Linked DNA regions of Homo sapiens: all the other regions are linked to region 2. A link is a loop called in an ENCODE intact Hi-C map of the cell type or tissue named here. Cell type or tissue: gastrocnemius medialis. All regions are shown on one strand. Links, peaks and the distances in the headings refer to the core of each region. The heading gives the core; the rest is flanking DNA.

Evidence for each region. Hi-C counts contacts between places; a loop is a spot of excess contacts. Peaks named below come from ENCODE experiments on the same cell type or tissue, not always from the same donor. Only the 100,000 strongest peaks of a DNase experiment are listed, where the experiment ranks them.
Region 1: it touches region 2 in a loop (3.0-fold over the local background); 27 of 110 quality-filtered maps call a loop at or near these places.
Region 3: it touches region 2 in a loop (2.8-fold over the local background); 23 of 110 quality-filtered maps call a loop at or near these places.

The regions. Positions count from the first base shown.
Region 1 is chr6:26,456,035-26,462,538 of GRCh38, forward strand. It overlaps BTN2A1 (butyrophilin subfamily 2 member A1), which reads left to right and starts at 1,921. Exons shown (of 8, transcript NM_007049.5): 1 at 1,921-2,108; 2 at 2,573-2,684; 3 at 3,447-3,794. The coding sequence starts at 2,603. RefSeq lists enhancers at 1,532-1,791, 1,952-2,111. In gastrocnemius medialis, for the core only: no CTCF peak of the experiment used is centred there; DNase peaks (open chromatin) are centred at 1,877 and 2,257; H3K4me3 peaks cover 2,236 bases; H3K27ac peaks cover 2,052 bases.
Region 2 is chr6:26,518,642-26,525,433 of GRCh38, forward strand. TRL-CAG1-7 (tRNA-Leu (anticodon CAG) 1-7) reads left to right here and starts at 2,567; the gene lies at 2,567-2,649. It overlaps HCG11 (HLA complex group 11), which reads left to right and starts at 3,065. Exons shown (of 1, transcript NR_026790.1): 1 at 3,065-6,792. It overlaps LOC107986583 (a long non-coding RNA gene), which reads right to left. Exons shown (of 4, transcript XR_001744057.3): 1 at 2,868-6,792. It also overlaps the pseudogene RNU6-502P. RefSeq lists silencers at 2,171-2,770, 3,001-3,520. In gastrocnemius medialis, for the core only: a CTCF peak has its summit at 3,168; DNase peaks (open chromatin) are centred at 1,920, 2,340, 2,540 and 3,170; H3K4me3 peaks cover 2,781 bases; H3K27ac peaks cover 3,286 bases.
Region 3 is chr6:26,309,184-26,315,975 of GRCh38, forward strand. TRQ-TTG3-1 (tRNA-Gln (anticodon TTG) 3-1) reads right to left here and starts at 2,084; the gene lies at 2,013-2,084. It overlaps TRQ-TTG3-2 (tRNA-Gln (anticodon TTG) 3-2), which reads right to left and starts at 2,635; the gene lies at 2,564-2,635. It overlaps TRS-TGA3-1 (tRNA-Ser (anticodon TGA) 3-1), which reads right to left and starts at 3,494; the gene lies at 3,413-3,494. TRX-CAT1-3 (tRNA-iMet (anticodon CAT) 1-3) reads right to left here and starts at 4,012; the gene lies at 3,941-4,012. RefSeq lists cis regulatory regions at 673-787, 1,876-2,095 and silencers at 2,082-2,131, 2,562-2,611, 3,313-3,552. In gastrocnemius medialis, for the core only: no CTCF peak of the experiment used is centred there; DNase peaks (open chromatin) are centred at 2,059, 3,448 and 4,008; H3K4me3 peaks cover 2,015 bases; H3K27ac peaks cover 4,048 bases.

The DNA of each region.
Region 1 (6,504 bases), core at 1-5,000, 63 kb before region 2:
AAGCTACCCCATCGTCAACTGATCCTCTTCCTTCTCAGAACACACACGTTTCCCTCTAGCTCAGATCAACTTTGGCAGAGGCTGAAGCCTGGCTTAGCTGGATGCTTCTGGCAAAAGGGCTACTTCAAAGCCCTGGGCCTTATTTCTTCAGGTAAAAAAATATAAAGTCAGATCTCATCCTGGCTGGCCATGCTGTTAGACCCTTTCATCCTTCTCTTCTGCCTCTTCTCAACAGCTGCCCAGTCCTGTTTGGAATTCATATACATACAGTTCTAATACTGATGTATTTACCCTCATAAGCCACTCAACCCAGAATCTTATTTGAATTATAATCCAGAAACATCAGGTGACGTGTGAGACTACTGTATGAGAAAGAGACAGTTTAAGGGTCAGTCCAATGGAAAAAAGAGTTCTCAGAGCTTTCTTTAGCTTATTCTCATCAAAGAGCTTTCTCTGCAGAAGGAACCTACTGGTTCCTCCTTTCCAGTCCTAGAAATCCTGACCTAGAGTGGCTTAATCCTGCTAGCACCTCTCTCTCGCACTCTGGTGCCAAATGACTCCAGGAACTGGGCCATGATGTGGTGGGAATGACCTTACCCTGAGCATGTCACTCATGCATTGAACAACAGCTAAGAGCAGAGCTTAGAGCTTAGAGCTGGGCCCTGTAAGGTGAGAGGAATCACATCCTGCAGAAGTCTGTCCTGAGAAGCAGGTACTCCTGTCACAGCAGAGACACAGTGGATACCTGAGTAACAATAATACAAGACAGGACGTGGGAACAGCAAAAGATTTGGGTGTCAGAAGAGGCCGAGAACACTTCAGGCAGGAACATTCAGAGTTGTTCTTGGAGGAAGTAGGCACGAAGGCTGGGCAGGATTTCACGGGGCAGAGATGGAGCAAGCAATTGAAATGAAAGCCATGGCATGGGAAAAGGAGCACTGGCCACAGGGAGTGCAACGTTGTGATGCAAGGCCACTGTGGAGCCATTGCTAGCGTATTAACTGCAAAGTTTTGAATTGAATCAGAAGGGAATTGGAGGCCTCCAGACTAAGCATTTAGACACTTGAGGGGAATATTGACAACTGGGCCTCGGGAAGATTATTCTGGAAGATATCTTTACAATTACAAGATTGGAGCCTTTGGGAGAGGGATGATGTTTACGGGAGGATGGTATGTGTGCTAGTGTGTGTGTCTGTGTGTGGCTCTTGGACCCAACCTGACCACCTACTATCTAGAAGGTGAAGGACAACTAGAAAGTTTTGCTCAATTCCATCTTCTGCCACCACCAGAATGCCACCTCCCTGAGGGAAAAGGTTTTTGATCCTCAGTCAGGATTCTCAGCACCTCTTATCCGATAGCTTTGGAATGAATGGCAAGGCCTTCATAACAGCCACTGCAACTGCTGTCTCCTTTCCTTTGCTACCCCTCCCGCTCCAGCCATGCCAGCTTCCCCCAAGCCCTCCTGCGCTCCAGGCCCAACCTCCAAAGCCAGCAACTTGAACAGGAGTCCTCTGGCTTTGGAAAGGGGGCGGCTTACGTTTTCCTGCTCATGTTTCCTCCCCAGCAAAATTGCCCTCTACATAGAGAGGCCTCTCCTTGTGGACACCAGCAAAGCCACCGACCTCAGTGACAAACCCCAGGGAATCTCCCCAAGGAATCTCAAAGCGAGAGAGAGAGAGAGAGTCTTGAGAGAGAAAGAGAGAGAGAGAGAGTCTTGCTTTCGAACAAAGAAAAAGGAAATAAAAAGACCCGATAATCTCAAAAGGTTATTTGCTGCTTGAAATTTGTGATTCGGTGTATTCTACCCAGCAACTGCTGAGAAATAAGGTTCGACACCATTGGCTGGTTCACTCACACCCGGCCAATCCTGGGCTCTAAAATACTTAGGGAACTCTTGGGACTGTGGAAGCCCAGGAGACCAGATTTCGTTTCCTGCATCTCCAAACATGGCGACCTAGGAGAAGGGGAAGAACAATTTTTTCTCCTCTTTTGGGAAGGTTTGTGTCTAGTAGTGCCTGTGCCCCTGGGCAGATTGGAGAGAAGAGGGACGACTGGAGAATCGTCGAGAACCAGCGGAGAAAAGAAAAAGCAACGTTTAATTCTAGAAGGTAGGAAACGGAGGGGAGGCGCTACAGCTCCGGGGTGGGCACAGTAGGTGGGGGAAGCGGGGTCTGCTGTGGACACGAGACGGGGTCCTGGGACAGGGAAAGCCCACCGGTGGGGAGGCGCGGCCTCGCCTGTCTTTGCCTCAGGCTGCCCGGCCTGGGTCGCGGGGAGGAGGAAGTGAAGGGAGGAGGGTGTGGTAGAATCCAGCGACAACTGAAGAAACTGCATTCTGGCCAGAGAAGTGAGCCGAGGAGGGCGGAAAAAGGCCCCCTTGATCTTGGCATTGATGGCTTACTTCATGGAATGTTTAAGGAATCCCTCTCTCGGGACATACCTGAGCCTTCGGATGCAGGGGACTCCCTGAAGTTGGGGCACTGATGAGACCTACTTGAGTGACGGGAGAGGTTGGGCCCGACCAGCACTGAGGTGCCAAGACTCCTAGGCTGATTCTCCTCTGTAACCCTAGGCCTCCTGTCCCTGCCTGCTCTGGGTGCTCATGGAATCAGCTGCTGCCCTGCACTTCTCCCGGCCAGCCTCCCTCCTCCTCCTCCTCCTCAGCCTGTGTGCACTGGTCTCAGGTAGGGATGTGTGCCACTTGCTGCTGTCACCTATCAGAAAGGAACATCAACCCTGTAGTCTGCAAAGGGAAAGAAAGAAGGACTGTGGAGTTGTTGACTTACCCTTTCATTCTGAACATGTTCATTGAATTTATACCAGCACTGTCCAAAAGGAATACAGTGAGGCACAAAGGCCGAGTGCATGTACAATTGCAAATTTTCAAAAAAAATTAAATTTTACTTTTTATTTTAAAAAGTAAAAAGAAACATGAAATAAATTTGTATACTATATTTTGTTTCGCCCCAAATAATCAAATACGAATATTTAAATACTTAGTTAATATACCATATTACCAATGAGATAGTCAACATTTTGAAATTTTAAATCTTCATAATCCTGTGTGTATTTTACACTTACAGCTCATTTCAGTTGGAACTAGCTAGTGGATATGTGTCCTATTGCACGGCTCAAGTTTACAGTACACTCAGGCACAGCACTAGATTGGGAAATCGAGGAAAATCCCCTCAAGGGCACAGGGTGGACAGAGGGTGCTCAGGGCAGGTTCCTCAGGGTTTCCTTCATGAAGCAGAAGCACACTTTATAGTTACTGCTCCCAGGGGTGCTGTCGACTAGCCACAGCTACTGGTCCCCAGATTTCTCAGCCCAAAGAGACCCTATGGCCATGGAAAAAATAAGTTTGTCCCTAGAATATCTGCTTCCTTTCTTGCCTTAGAGATGTGATGGCTGGTGTCTTTGTCTGACTCTACCCCTTTGTTGAACAGCCCAGTTTATTGTCGTGGGGCCCACTGATCCCATCTTGGCCACGGTTGGAGAAAACACTACGTTACGCTGCCATCTGTCACCCGAGAAAAATGCTGAGGACATGGAGGTGCGGTGGTTCCGGTCTCAGTTCTCCCCCGCAGTGTTTGTGTATAAAGGTGGCAGAGAGAGAACAGAGGAGCAGATGGAGGAGTACCGAGGAAGAACCACCTTTGTGAGCAAAGACATCAGCAGGGGCAGCGTGGCCCTGGTCATACACAACATCACAGCCCAGGAAAACGGCACCTACCGCTGTTACTTCCAAGAAGGCAGGTCCTACGATGAGGCCATCCTGCACCTCGTAGTGGCAGGTGCGTCGCTTCATTTTGCTTTGTTACTTTGGCACAGTGTGACTTTGGGGAAAGTTTCTCTCCTAACCTCAGGCCCATTGCAGACCAGCAAATTTTTGTCTGGACTCCCTTTTCCACTCTCCCTGTGGAAACGGAATTCCAGGGAAAAATCCTTCCTCCTGCACAAGGGACACATGAGTGGGTTTGCCCTGCTAAGCTAAGGGCTTCACTTCTTGAGAAGCACATGCAGAATTCAGCTGAGGCCGTGAGCAGGGGAAAATGGTCAGTCTCGGAAGAGAAGTCTTATACCTGCCTTAGGATTGAACTGTGCACTTCTTTTGGGTTTTTTTTTTCTTTTTGAGACAGAGTCTTGCTCTGTTGTACCCTCGCTGGCACGATCTTGTCTCACTGCAACCTCTGCCTCCCAGGTTGCACTTCTGAGAGTGAGAGGAGACACTGTCAATAATTGTTCCAAGACAACTGGAATAAACTGATTACCCAGAGAACTACAACATATCAAATCTTATTTCTTGATAAATATTAATCTTTACTTCATCTTTCCCAAAATGCTGATTGCAGAGAGAGTGACTTATTGTAAATAGATGGTTTTATTAAACCAAGACGAAATACAGAAGCAAAATTATATATAGTTCCTGCTAACTCCATAGAGAAAGACTACGAATTTTGCTGGGAGGTAATAGGGAAGCCTTCCACATAAAAATGCATTTAAACTGGGATTTCTAGGAATTTGTTAAAATGACATTAAGTGATTACTTCAGTTTTGGGGTTAGTGTATTATGCTTTAAAAGATATATTTGGGCTGGGCGTGGTGGCTCATACCTGTAATACGAGCACTTTGGGAGGCAGAGGCAGGTGGATTACTTGAGGCCAGGAGTTCGAGACCAGCCTGGCCAGCATGGTGCAACCCCATCTCTACTAAAAATACAGAAACATTAGCCAGGCTTTGTGGAGTGTGCCTGTAATCTGAGCTTCTTGGGAGGCTGAGGCACAAGAATTGCTTGAACCCAGGAGGCAGAGGTTGCAGGGAGCCGAGATCTTACCACATCACTCCAGCCTGGGCGACAGAGCAAGACTCTGTATCAAAAATTAAACAACAACAAAAAAGATATATTTGAGGACTGAAAAAGCCTTTAAGGTGCAGGATAATCTGTGGTGGCATTTCACTCCATCAGACCAGACAGAGGAGGTGAGGACTAGGGAATTGGGTCTTTCCCTGGGGGCCTCAAATCATAACAGGTAGGAGACCCCATCTTTGCTACACACAAAGGCAACCTTGCATCTGATTAAAGCAGAATATCATGGAAGGAGGGTTTCTTGACCCTGCATCATGACTGTGTTCATAGCAGCACTCCAGGGTTGACCAGTTATGGTTTCTGCGCGGCAGGAATCTGCCATTCTTTGCCTATAAAACTGACAGTGGCCTGGCCTTTCCCACTCTGAATTGGATTGCTTAGGACTTTTTGTTTGTTTGTTCATTGTATTCTCTTTGTTAGGTTGGTTGGTGGCTGATTTTGCCCTTAAATCTATTTTGTCATGCTTGCCTGTATTGAACCTCATAGAATGTTTTGAAGAATTTCGTTTTCCAATTTGCTGAGTTATTTTAATTCTTATTCCACTGAGCCTTTAAATGTACAAGTAGTTTTATCTCTTGATAAAAATTAAAGTGACCCTGGGCCGAGTGCAGTGATTCATGCCTGTAATCCTAGCATTTTGGGAGGCCAAGGCGGGTGGGTCATCCGAGGTCAGGCGCTGGAGACCAGCCTGGCCAACATGGTGAAACCCTGTCTTTACTAAAATTACAAAAAGTATCCAGGCATGGTGGCACATGCCTGTAGTCCCAGCTACTTGGGAGGCTGAGGCCAGAGAATCACTTGAATTCAGGTGGCCTAGGTTGCAATGAGCTGAGATCCTACCATTTCACTCTAGCCTGGGCTACAGAGCAAGACTCTGTCTAAAAAATAAATCAATAAATAAATAAATAAATAAAAATAAGCCTGGGCAACATGGCAAAATCCAGTCTCTACAAAAAGATACAAAAAAAAAGTAGCTGGGCATGGTGGCACATGCCTGTAGTCTCAGCTACTTGGGAGGCTGAGGTGGGAGGATCACCTGACCCTCAGAAATCGAGGATGCAGTGAGCCATGATCATGCTTCTGCATTCCAGCCCAGGCGATAGAGTGAGACTGTGTCAAAAAAAAAAATTTTTTTTTATTAAATTGAGCCAAAGCACCAGACTTAAGTTATTGATTTAATTTCCTGTCTTTGGTAAAATTCTTTGGGAGACTTTACAAAGGAATTACTCAGAAGAAGTTTAGATGGTCACACATGGCTGAAAGGTCTCCCAGGACCACGCTTTTGCAGCTCTTTCATACCTGGTGTTCACTCTTATGGAAGATTCATTTAAAGATGGATTGTAGTTAGGGTGAGTCTAGTTTCTTAGGATTTTTGGTGATGATCTCTGATATTGAAAAAGTGGTATGGTTATCTTAGTCCCTGGATCATCCAGATCTTTCTAATAAGTTGATGTTCTCCAAGTACTATAAGAAAATCACCCAGCCTGGGCAACATGTTAGCCAAGAATGGTGGAAAATGCCTGTAATCCTAGCTAGTTGGGAGACTGAAGCAGGAGGATCTCTTGAGCCCAGGAGTACAAGGCACAGTGAGCTATGATTTTGCCACTGCACTCCAACCTGGACAGCAGAGCTAAAAC
Region 2 (6,792 bases), core at 533-5,532:
CCTGGCCATTTTCAACCTTTTATAAAACTATCTAGCCAGGGCAACATAATAACAAAACAATAAAAAACAGCCAGGCCAGCTGGTGTGTGCCTGTAGTCCTAGCTACTGTAATCCTTGCTCCTGTACTCCTCCTGGGAGTTCGAGGCTACAGTGAGCCAGGATCATGCTGCTACTCTCTAGCGCGGGCAACAGAGCCAGATCCCGTCTCAAAAAATACATACATGTATTGTTTCTAAATTGGGCTTTTCCTCCCCCACTTCTCTTTCTTTAGAGGGCAATTCTATTTTTCACTGGGGAACTAAGCTGGGATTTCTCATGAGGCCTAGAGACTGGAGTTAAAATAACTACTTTATTAGAGGTCTCAGCTTCTCTCCATTTTATTATTTTTTTTAATTTTTTATTCTTTTTTTAAAAAAATAGAATGCTCCCGTCGGGCTCAGTGGCTCACGCCTGTCATACCAGCACTTTGGGAGACTGAGATGAGTGGATCGCCTGAGGTCAGGAGTTCGAGACCAGCCTGGCCAACACAGTGAGACCCCCGTCTCTACTAAAAATACAAAAATTAGCCGGGCATGGTGGCGGGCGCCTGTAATCCCAGCTCCTAGGGAGGCTGAGGCAGGAGAATCGCTTAAACCCGGGAGGAGGAGGTTGCAGTGAGCCGAGATCGCGCCATTGCACTCCAGCCTGGACAACGAGAGCGAGACTTCGTCTCAAAAAGGAATGCTTCACAAATTTGCCTGTCATCCTTGTGCAAAGGCCATGCTAATCTTCTCTGCATTGCTCCAATTTTAGTGTAAGTGCTTGCCGAAGGGAGCACAGCTCTGTCCATTTTATTTCATGTTTCTTGGGCTCACTGCCCCATTATAGTGTAAGCCCTTCGATGGTGGAGCTTATTCTGTCTGTTTGTTTACTGTTGGATCACCAGCACCTAGAATGCTGCCTGGCACATAGTAGGTACCCAATAAATATTTCCTATATGTTGGATGAATTGCCTCTCTCCTCATCTCCAAAGTTGGTATCCACCACTACCCTGTGAAAAGAGCAGAGGTGACTGAATTTTAGAGGCCTTGCAGAGGACTTATTAAACACTTACTGTGGGACTCTATCCTCATAACTTTTTAATTTACTTATTTGTATTTTTAAAATCAACAAATAAAGATATATATATTTATGATGTACAAAATGATGTTTTGTTCTATGTGTACATTGTGGGAAGGCTAAATCAAGCTAATTAACATATCCATTACATCACATACTTATCTTTTTCTTTTTGTGGCAAGAACATTTAAAATCCACTCTCTTAGCAATTTTCAAGTATTCAATAACGTTGTTATTAACTATAGTCACCATGTTGGACATAGCAAAACTTCTGAATCGGTAGGCCTGAGAAGAACAGAATTTGCCTCTAATTGATTCCCTGGAGATGGGGATTTAATGCTTAATTTAAGGGATTAAACATTGTATTCTATCAATTGAACTCACGATGAAAGTATTATAGGTGTCTAAGAAAGCTGTTTCTAATGTCCACAGAAGCAAAATGACTTATCTAAGATTCTCCAGGTAGTGACCAGTTCTAGTTCTGTCTGAAATTCGTACTCAGGTCCCCTGACTTCCAGTCAGTGATATTCCGACCATGGCATCCTGACTGCTAACCCTTGCTAACAAAATTTGAAGTAGGTCACCTCTGACCTTTGTTTATGTTTAGAAAAGTTGTTGTGCTCAAGGCCTTCTATCAAGTACCCGCTGCGCCAGGTTTAGTAAAATACATAAGCTACTCCCCATTTTTGTTGTTGCTGTTTTTGCTTTTGCTTTTTAAAGTTTTTATTACAGTATAACATCCACACCGAAAAGTGCGCAAATCCTCCATAAACTCCGACAGAGAGGCAAGACAAGCCAGGCTTCCCACGCTCCTGTCCCCTCCACCGGCCCTGCCAAGGGTAACCACGTGCTGGGAGATTTGCAGCACAACGCAAAGGAGAAGGATTAGCGAGCACCTTGTTCCAGCAAAAACTGGAGCAAGCCTAAAACTTCCTGGGAATTAAGTGTAAATTTAAGCCAGGTATTCTAGTAATGTTGAGTTCAACAGGATTGCCATTATTTTAACTAGAATTCAGTTGAGAGCAGAGCGCCATCGCCGTCTTCCGCCTTAGTCACTCGGCCCTGGGCTGGCTCACGCCCGCCCCGCCCCCTCCCCGCCCCTCCCACGCCCGCCCCGCCCCTCCCACGCCCCCGCCCCCGTCCCGCTCCCCCTACCCCGACCCGCCCTCCCTCGCCCGCCGCCCCACCCGCCGCAGCCCTCCCCGCGCAGCCTGGGAGTGACTCGGCGTTCACTCGGGAGACGCCGCTCTGTGGCCCGGACAACCGGTCCTATGCAGCGCCGTCCGAGGCAGTTCGCGGAGAGGCGGCTTACCTTTTAACCCAGGAATGCCCATATCTTGAGAAAAAGAACAACAAGGGGGTGGGCGGGGGTGGGGACATGGGGTAGGGGGGCGGCTGGTGGATGGGGAACTAATAGCGTTTAGACAAGAGACAGAAGTGAGTCCTGAGCACAATGTAGCATAAGCGCGTCAGGATGGCCGAGCGGTCTAAGGCGCTGCGTTCAGGTCGCAGTCTCCCCTGGAGGCGTGGGTTCGAATCCCACTCCTGACAGTTCGTACTTTTAGTATTTAGACACAAATCGAGTTTAAGTTTACGCTACGTTTTCCTACCTGCTCTTTGTGACATGGTCTTCTCTCTTTTTAAAAAATAAATTTTCCGAGTTCCGGAATAAAAGCACTCTTTGTTTTTATTAGCCACTCCAAGGACAGCAAAAAGTACTCTGTACTCCGAAAATAATTTCAGAACCTACCGGTGTTTTGAAATCTCACCTCCTTTTTCCGTTTCTCCTCTGTCTCTAGTTGTCTTTCCCTCTCCCTCCTTCACAGGCAGAGTTGAATAAATGTTACTCTTCAGTTCATGGCTCATTACATTACTGCAGGGCTCCTCTTTATTTAGTTATAGTTATCTTTTTAATTCCATTTCTTCAGTCTCATTCCCCACCTCATCCTTACTCCCCGTAAGAAATCACTGCAAGAGTTCCGGTCTGGCAGAGAGCGCGGAGAGACGCAGAGCGCGGGCCGCTCCTCCAGGGCGCTCCAGGCCCTCCGGCCCCGGGTCGGCGGGTGAGCTAGGGGGCGCCCCGGGACAGGCCGCGCCCTCTGCCCTGCAGATACCGGAGGCCTCTGCTGTGGCTGCCCACTGGCTGGGCCCAGGCCTTGAAGCGGTGGCGAACGTCTCTTCCCTACCCTACCTCGGTGACTGATGGCGGCGGCGGCCTCTCCCAGTCCGGACCCTGCCGGCCGTCGGGTCTCCCGGCCCAAGCCTGCCGGGCCTGGACGAAACCCCCGCCGAGCAGCCTGGACGCAGCGCCTTTGGGTGGCGGCGGGAGTAGCGTGCCGGGAAGCATGGCGGCCGCTCGAACGCCGCGCGGCGGAGGGCGTTAGGGCATGGAGGGCCCGGGAAGGCGGCCTAGGGACGCAGGCAGGCTCGGCCGCCTCTTCAGGCCACGGAGCCGCCAGATCTGGGTCCCGGGTGACCACTCTGTCGCCATTGGGCGAGACCTACCTAGTCCTAACGACAACGGACAAAGGCCTTAACGGGCCTGGGAGGTGAGCGAAGTCCCGAACGACGACGGGTGGAACGGTTAGCGGCGATCGGGCGGTTGGTCTCCGTACTACCAGACCTTGCTGTCGGAAGAGACAAATGGTAGAATGACAGGCCACGTTTGGCCCGTTGGAAATGCCCTCCATCCTCTGGGAAGATTCACAGGCCGTTTACGGAAGGCCTGTGTATATAATATGAAAAAGCTGCTCTCAACTCCACCCCAACCTTTTAATAGAAAACATTTGTCACATCTAGCCCTTCTAGATGGAAAGAGGTTGCCGACGTATGATAGAGTTAGAAAGTCACACATCTTGTAAATTCTCATTTGTTTAAAAGAAATCATAGAAAATACATGTCTTCCGGAGTTGACTTTTGGAAACTGAGTTGTTAGACGGCCTCTAGAAGCGATACGTTCACGTTTGTTCAGTGGGTTAGATGACATGGAGCTCGAAGACCTGAGAAGGAAAAAAAGAAGGTTCTATGCTAGACTGGTCATATTTAGAAGACATTTTCATATTCTATCCATTGTTTTGTGTGCATTCGCTTCCTCACTACTATGTATGTAGTTGACAATGCTAAGCTTTTTTGAAATGTCTATTCTTTTTAGATATTCTGAAGTGTCTGATATATGTTAAAATTAGAGGTAGTAAAACCACATTTTGTAAATATCTTTTTGTTACAATTCATAGAAATGTTGTTTTTTGGGGGGAATGGCCAAATCACCTGTTGAGTAATACTCATTGTGTTTGTGCAGTAGTTCAGGGGAGGAGAGAGGAGGGGGAGGTGCAGAGAGCTCTATGCCATCCTGCTTACAGCGAGGCAAGATGAATCACTATGTCTGTGCATTTTGTTTTATCTATGTATATAATGTACATAAAGGACAAACGAGTCCTAATTTACAACATCTAGTCTTTCTGGATGTTAAAGAGGTTGCCAGTGTATAACAAAACTAGAGTTAGTAAACTAATATATTTTGTACATTTTGTTTTACAAGTCCTAGGAAAGACTGTCTTCTGAAAATTTGAGCATTCTTGCCCACTGGGTTGATGGAGATGGGAAGGGTTCTAGGCCAGAATGTTCACATTTGGAAGACTCTTTCAAATTATAACTGTTGTTACATGTTTGCAGTTTATTCGAGACTGCTGTGTACATACATAGTGGACAAATTAACTCCTTACTTGAAACATTTAGACTATCTAGATGTTTAGAAGTGCCCGATGTATATTAAATGTAGAGGTAGTAAAATACCAATTTGTAAATATCTTTTTGCTAAAATTCATAGGAAATACTTTTGGAAGTTGAATTGTGAAGCCACCTTTGTGAGCAGTATATTACTGTCTATACTTGCTCAATGGTTTAGAGGAGGTGGGAGGGAAGAAATTGCAAAAGATAATATGCTAGTGTGTTCATACTTGGACATTTTCAGACACCATTTTTCTGTATGTTTTGTGCATTTTGTTTTGCTCTGTATATAGTGTATATAATGGACAAATAGTCTTAATTTTTTAACATCTAGAGGTTGCCAGTGTATGACAAAGTAGTAAAATTAGCATATTTTGTATGCTTTGTGTTGAAATTCATAGGAAAACTTGTCTTCTGTAATTGACTTTTGCATAGGAATTTGTTCAGCCATCTCTAAGCATTACACATGCGTGTACTTGTCCACTGAATTGAAGGCAGAGAAGGAAGAGAAGAGGGAATGATTCAAGGCCAAAATGGTCACATTTAGAAGATACCTTAGATGATAACCATTGTTATGTGTGTGCAGTTTTATTTAACAGTGCCGTGTACATGGTGGACAGGCTATGAAATATCTAGTCTTTAGATATTTGGAAGTGCTTGATGTATTTTAAAGTAGTAGTAGTAGAATAACACTTTTTGTAAATAGCTTTTAAAAACTGATGGGAAATGCTGTTTGGAAGTGGATTTGTTGAACCACCTGGGAGGTGGGAGGGAAAAAATTGCAAAAGGTGTTTTGCCATTGTTTATTAGAAAATTTCAGCTTAATCCATTGCCTATATGTTACAAGCATTTCATTTAACTTTGCTATACTGTATATATTGTGTATATACTGGACAAATGAGTCCTGATTTTATAATATCTAGTCTGTAGCTATTAAAGAGGTTGCCAGTGTATGACAAAAGTAGTTAGTAAACTAACGCATTTTGTACACTTTGTTAAAATTCATAGAGAGGCTGTCTTCTGAAAAGGACTTTTTGGAAGTGAAATGATAACATCAGCTCGAAGTGACACATGTGCTTATATCCACCAGGTTGGTGGTGGAGAGGAGTTGGAAGGAATGAAGGGTTCTAGACCAGAATGTTCCTATTTAGAAGACACTTTCAGATATAACCATTGTTACATGTGTGTAGTTTATTCAACAGTGCTATGTATATAGTGGACACACTTAAGTCCTTATTTGAAATATCTAGTCTTTCTAGATGTTTAGAAGTGCACAAAGCATGTTAAAAGTAGAGGTAGTAAGTAACACATTTTGTAGTTATTTTGATATGAAATATTGTCTTGGAAATTGATCAATTCTCTGAGAAGTACACGTTATGATATTTGTGCTGGTTCAGGGGGAAGAAGGAGCACAAAGTTCAAAGGGCTTTCTACCAGTGTCCAGTGTGTTTATGATGAGGCACATTGACCATTGTCCCTTATGTCTGCATTTTCGTTTACTGTGCTGTGTATATAAGCAGACATAGGAGTCCTAATTTATATCTAGTCGATGTTAAAGAGGTTGCCAGTGTATGGCAAAAGTAGAGTTAGTAAACTAATACATTGAGTACACTTTGTGTTAAAATTCATAAGGAACACTTCTTAAAAACAGAAGTAAAATTGTTAAACGCCCCCCGCCCCCAAGCATTACAGATGGCTTATAGCTGTCAACGGGGTTGGTAGAGGTCAGAAAGGGAAGTGTTCTAGGCCAGAATGTTCCTATTTAGAAGACACTCAAATTATAGTCTATGTTATGTATATATGCCATTTATTCAATACTACTGTGTATATAATGGAAAACTTAAGTGCAGTTTGAAACATCTAGTCTTTCTAGGTGTTTAAAAGTGCACAATGGTCAGGTGCGGTGGCTCACTCCTGTAATCCTGGCACTTTGGGAGGCTGAGGTGGGCAGATCACGAAGTCAAGGGA
Region 3 (6,792 bases), core at 918-5,917, 210 kb before region 2:
CTGGCCAACATAGTGAAACCCCGTCCCTACTAAAAGTACAAAAAATTAGCCGGGCTTTGTGGCGGGTGCCTGTAATCCCAGCTACTCAGGAGGCTGAGGCAGGAGAATGTCTTGAACCCGGGAGGTGGAGGTTGCAGTGAGATGAGATTGTGCCATTGCACTCCAGCCTGGGCGACAGAGCAAGACTCTGTCTCAAAAACAAATAAATAAATAACAAAAAATAAATTCATATTGTCTTAAACCACCAAATTTGTGGTAAGCAATAGGAAGCTAATAAAAAGCCACTAAGATAGTACCATGAATAGGGCTAAACAGGCAGAAAGAAGTCTACAGGGCTTTTTTCTGGAACAATTTTTAGAGGCCAGAGGAGTTCATGGAGCTCACTTTTGTTGTCATTGAGAGCCCTGGAGGATATGTTTTGAACTGTAGAGAGAGTCAACAGAAGGAATTTAGAGTCCCACCAACAGTTGGGATTTCTGTATTTGGAGTCCAGAGTGTTAACCGTTATACCATGGTATCTTTGTATAACAAAGGTTCTAGGGAAGACTTGTATACTATTGCATCTGGTCAGTTAACCTTTAAAATGGGCATAGATTCAATGTAAGGAACACTAATAGCTTCTCATAGGGAGAAAAATGCAGGTTCTCAGATGACTCAATTTGTGGTTTGCACATATTCATGCCCGAGTCCAGAGATAGCATAGAGAGCATTCGGAGTGAGCTCTGAAGAAGAAAAAAGTCATAGGTGGGGCCTCTGACACATGAACCTTTACTCATCCCAGCAGATGATTAACTTACAGTGGTCTAACTGACTTCAGGCTCCAGCAAAGCAAAGCAAAGCTTTCAAAAGAAGAGCTTCTAGGATACATGAGGGTGATGGGCAGTGGACAACTTTCAGTAGCCAGAGAAAAGAGCAAGAAGCGGGATGTTGCTCCAGAAAAGAAGTGCAAATATGTGAGACTATCTATACATGCCCAAGTGTGCTTCTCCATTTGGGTAAACTCAAGAGCAAGGTCACCAAAACTGAGACAGGTCCACTGAAATTTGAAGCCTAGGTGCTAGCCATTAAGTCACCAGGACATGGAAATTGAATCCCTACTGAAAGACTGATGTGTACTTTTAACATACCAGCTAATCTTTCAAATAATGTGGACAATGCATTAGCTTAAGGAGTTTGGATGGCGCCCCAACTGAGTACAAACGGCAGAGGCTCTAAGATGTGTACAACTGCAGTGCTGTGCAGTCCAAACATTTTAAGGACAGTGTTAGTGCTTAGAAGCAGATGGGACGCTTTAAATAGGCTCTAGAAAAGGAAGAAACTGAGATTGGGGGCTGTAAAACAAACTCTTAATCACTGGGGCCAAGATTCTAACTTACCAGAATCTGAGAAACTCTGGGCAAAAAGGCAAAAAGAGACATCAAGTAAAATAGGAGTAGGGCTAAAATTTCAGAGGTCAGTAGATAGAGACAGTTTTCTCTAGGACAGAGTGCCATGATGATTGGCAGCGCTTGCAGCCAAGTGGGTACACCTCGAAGGTGGGCTAATGATTTAAGAGAACCACAGAGGAACATTGACCAAGATGTTGCTAAAATCCCAAAGAGATTTGGACTCAAATTCCTGGATTCAGCATCCCGAGTGCTAACCGATATACTATGGGACCCTTACATGGGGCACTTGCTACTATAATTCTTATGTAAATCCTTGCATTTTGAGGGGCTTCCAAAGAAGAAAACATTCGCGGGAGGGACCTCTGACACATAAACCATTAAGCACCCTGAGCACTCAAATAACACCCTGGCTGCCTTTGGGAACTCAGGGAAGTGTGGATGCTAAGAGAAAAGACCAAGAATGTACAAGGACATGATACTACTCAGAAGCTAGAAATGACAGTCAGGAGTTACATGACACTTGCTAATCCGAAGAAGAAACCGTGAATGAGAAAGTAAATCCACAGATCGCTGTGTGTTGATGATTTAAGAGACGAACGAAGGATGGGTCACAAAAAGCAGGACAGGTCCCACCGAGATTTGAACTCGGATCGCTGGATTCAAAGTCCAGAGTGCTAACCATTACACCATGGGGCCGCCTTCCGCCACCAATTTCATGAATTTATAAAAATACTGATTACAGAGCATGTCTATTCGATGCAGTATTCTATTAATATTTATTAAATTAATACTATCTGCATCCCATGTAGCAGAAGCTCCAAGAGACTCACATGCACTACAAACCTATCTGGACCAAGTCCGTCTTAGAAACTGAAAAAACTTGAACCCGTTTGAGTATTGTTCAAAAAAGGAAAGAACTGAGGTCTGGTAGGTGAAAGACGTATCCTTAAACTTGCGTATGATAATTTAAATCCGAGGAACTCGCATCCAACAAGAGAGGAGGGGCAAGAGAGAACAGATGTGAAATTCCAGGTGAAAGATTAGAGGATGCTGTTCTGCAGGAAAGCATCGTGCTGCCGACTGGGATGGGATGTTAAGGTGCTTAAGTGATCAGGTGTACGCTCCTCTGGGTACAATGGTAATTTGAGAGAAAGAAAGAGCACTAAAAGTTTGGTAGGTCCCACCGAGATTTGAACTCGGATCGCTGGATTCAAAGTCCAGAGTGCTAACCATTACACCATGGGGCCAACAACACAGTAATCTCCTGACATATTTTTGATAACATGAATGTAGTACGTGGAATTGGTCTATTGAGAGTGCTGTTTACTTTGGCCTCTCAAAATAGGTGCATAGTCCCAGATTCCGAGAAAGTAACAAAACTGCTCCAGCAGGCAGAAAGCAAGAACAGAACTCACCTTTCCAAAAACTTGTTCTGATCTGCCCACGGAGATTATGAATAGGAGCGTTCCTTGATTAATCAGAACTTCGCATTTGCTGAAATTTTAGGTCACGATACTTTTTTCTACGTAAGGGTTTATAAAAGAAAATATCAACACTTAGACATCTCTTAAAACATCTTAGCAACAGTTTTGGAGATTCTCTATCTGGTGTTTCCTCTGCAATTCCGGCCTCTGAAAGTAGGATGACACGAGGGGAACCAGAAAGGATCTGTTTGAGATATTTATTCCATAAGTTAAAGGCAAGCACGGTTTTGGAAGTCAGACGTGAGCTGGATTTCAGATAGGGAGACAGCATTTCAAGAAGACTGAAAGGCAAAACAACTTGAGCGTTTTTCCATCATTTTTATAGCAGTGTCAGAAATTACTTGTGTTTTCAAGTGCTTTCCAATGTAACACTTCAAAAAATCTCTAAGTCTTGTTACACAAAAGAACTAAAATTATCTGGTTCCACTTTTATGGAGAAAGATAATAACAGGAAAATAAAAAGTACTACTCCATGTTATTCTGTGTGATTGCACAGGTAGTGCACCGGATTTCCTCTACCCGAGAGTAAAAAAAGCACGCCGTAGTCGGCAGGATTCGAACCTGCGCGGGGAGACCCCAATGGATTTCAAGTCCATCGCCTTAACCACTCGGCCACGACTACGTACCTCCTTCAACAACCTGGATATATTCCCATGAGGAATATATGTTTCTTTTCACAGACATCTTTAAATTTGTTTATTTTGACAAGGTAACAACTCTGGAATGTCTCTCATCCTGGTTAAAAAACAAAATCAAAATTTTAAAGATTTAGATATTGGCTAAAAGAGATATTGCAAATTGCAAGACTTGTCTGATGTAGGAAGTACGAAAGACTTTACGAGGGGGCCACACGCCAACCCCTAAATGGTCTCCAAACCTACGAAACTGGCTGAAAGCTCTCCACACCTAATTAGTAGGATTACAGATATTGAAGCCTACAAATGCGCATTTCCACCAGGATACCTTGTGGATTCTTACACGGGTCAGGTCCGCTGACGTTTAGCACGCCTACTTTAAAACCTCTTTTCTGTAGGGTCCTAGTCTTCAAGTAAAATATATGCGGCCATATAGCAGAGGATGGTTTCGATCCATCGACCTCTGGGTTATGGGCCCAGCACGCTTCCGCTGCGCCACTCTGCTGTCTCGACAGTCCGCTCCGCCACTCTGCTGTTTCAACATTACTCTTGTCAAGTATGTATTAGAGGCTACAATTTTCGGCATCTTCCTAATTTTAAATGATTTGTTGTCGTTTGCCAAATTATCCTGGAGAATGAGAAGTGCACACTGGCCATCCATATGGGGCTGCACGCCACTTCCAAACACCAGCGGTTTAGAATTCTTCCTCGATAAATTCGAATCAGCTGAGGTTGAAGTTCTCTAAAACGGAAGCATGTTTCGAGTTATGGGAAAACAAAGTGCAGGCTAATTGGCATAATTTATAAAGGTGAAATTATAAATGCTTGGGCAAATTTCAGCCATTCCTGGATACCGGAGGGAGTCGTTATTACTTCCAAACATTTTTTACTTGAGATTTTCATCGAAAATGTTCACAGGAAAAAAAAAATTACAGTTGCAGCGAGGAGGCAACAGAACCTAGAACTCCGCGCGGCAGGTGAGAATTCAACCACTTAACCACCGGTGCTAAACGTAGTTACATGGATTTGTTTTCTTTTACATCTATCATCATATCTCCCTTAAAAAAAGTGACAATGTATGTTCTCTGTCTATAATGTTTTAAAAATCCAGTCAAATATTATGTCTAAATATTCTGAGTAAACGTTTGAACATAGAAGTAAGTAAATACGTAAGAATATTTTTCAGAACGTTTGAACGTAGAAGTAAGCAGAAAGTCTGCTGATACGTGACCCTTGGAGACTTTCAAAGTGAAAAAGACACTCAAGCCTGTAATCCCAGCATTTTGGGAGGCCGAGGCGGGTGGATAGCTTGAAGTCAGGGGTTCGAGACCAGCCTGGCCAACAGGGTGACACCCTGTCTCTACTAAAAATACAAAAATTAGCCGGGCGTGGTGGCACGCGCCTGTAATCCCAGCTACTCGGGAGGCTGAGGCACAAGAATCACTTGAACCCGGGAGGAGAAGGTTGCAGTGAGCCGAGATGGCCCATCAAATGCACTCCAGCCTGGGTGACAAAGGTGGGAGGAGAGGGGAGGGAAGGGAAGGGAGAAAATTTGAGTTTCAGGAAGGAAATTAAGCTCATTCACTTGGCTGTTAACTGGAAGCCTCAGTTATGGCTTTTTTTTTTTTTTTTTTTGACGGAGTCTCGCTCTGTCGCCCAGACTGGAGTGCAGTGGCGCGATCTCTGTTTACTGCAACCTCTGCCTCCCGGGTTCAAGCAATTCTCCTGCCTTAGCCTCCTGAGTAGCTGGAATTACAGGCGCCCACCACCACGCCTGGCTAATTTTTTGTATTTTTAGTAGACACGGGGTTTCACCATGTTGGCCTGACCTCAGATGATCCACACGCCTCGGCCTCCCAAAGTGCTGGGATTACAGGCGTGAGCCACCGCGCCTGGCCATGGCCTTCTATTAAGAAGTTAATATGTGTTTCAAGAACTTCCTGGAATAAACAATAGGGTCCTAGAATAAATAAAATTTATTTGCAACTTTAGCTTCCTGGGCAAAGGTCTCTGGGAATGGTAAAGGTATGTTGATGAAAATAGTGGAATAGTAAAGTCATGTTAATATAGACAGTAAATTGGGCTGTGGCTCATACCTGTAATCCCAGCAGTTTGGGAGGCCGAGGCAGGAGGATCCCTTGAGGCCAGGAGGATCCTCTGAGGCCAGGAGTTCAAGATCAGCTGATGAATTGCCCAAGGTTATTTTTAAAAGGTGACTTCTACGTGTTAACTCTGCATCGTGTTGCAAAAACTCAACAATTACAGTTGAACTATCCAGTGCATCTTTCCTGATACAGAGTAATCTAAGTTTTATCTGTCATATATGAAAACAAACAAAACTACGTCTACCTAGTTTGTAGATCAGTATATAGGTTCTTTTCTCTGTCCTCTCACTCTTTTTTAAAATCATAGATAACTCTTATAATAGTCCAAAATCCTGCTTTGGTGTAGATAGTCTGTGATTTCCCCCCTAAATCCCACATTCTGCACTCTTGGCACTCACATTATCCAGTCAGAGGCCATCACTCTTATATCAATGCACTATATCTGGGTCAAGCATAGGCTTATCCTTGTAAATTTCATCCTTTTTCTTTATTATGAGTTGATATTGTCTGTCTTTTCCACTGGACTACTATTTCCTCCAGAGCAAAAACTCTGTGTGATGTATCTTTCTATGGAGCTGGCACAGAGTATATGTGCAGCAATTTTTTTAACATAATTTGTATATTTTCTTTTTTCAAAGAAAAACTTTTCATCTTAAAATATTTTAAAAATACAAGTCAGCAAAAAGCAAGCAAATTAAAATAATGTCTAATCCCACACCCAGAAATATTTACTCTTATTATTGTAGTATAATCATTAGCCATACGGCTTATACTGTATAATCTGACTAATCTATAATCACACATGGCGATTAATTGCTTAATACATCATTTGTCTATTTCAAGTGTCTTAAGCATCTTTCTATATCAGATATTCTTCAATATCACGTTAAAGGCTACATAATATTCTGCCCTATTATAAATAATAAATTTATTTAACCAATTCTCTCCTGTTAGTGTTCTGAGTTTCTTATTTTTCACTTCTGTAACTGAATAATACTGCTACTATTGCTCCCCGATCAAACCGAGGGTCAGGCTGCTTATTCTTGCGGCCCAATAATGAGATGCAGATGAACTGGGAAATAAGGGAGTTTCTTTTTTCTTTCTTTCTTTCTTTTTTTTTTTTTTTTTGAGACTGAGTCTTGCTCTGTCACCCGGGCTAGAGTGCAGTGGCACGATCTTG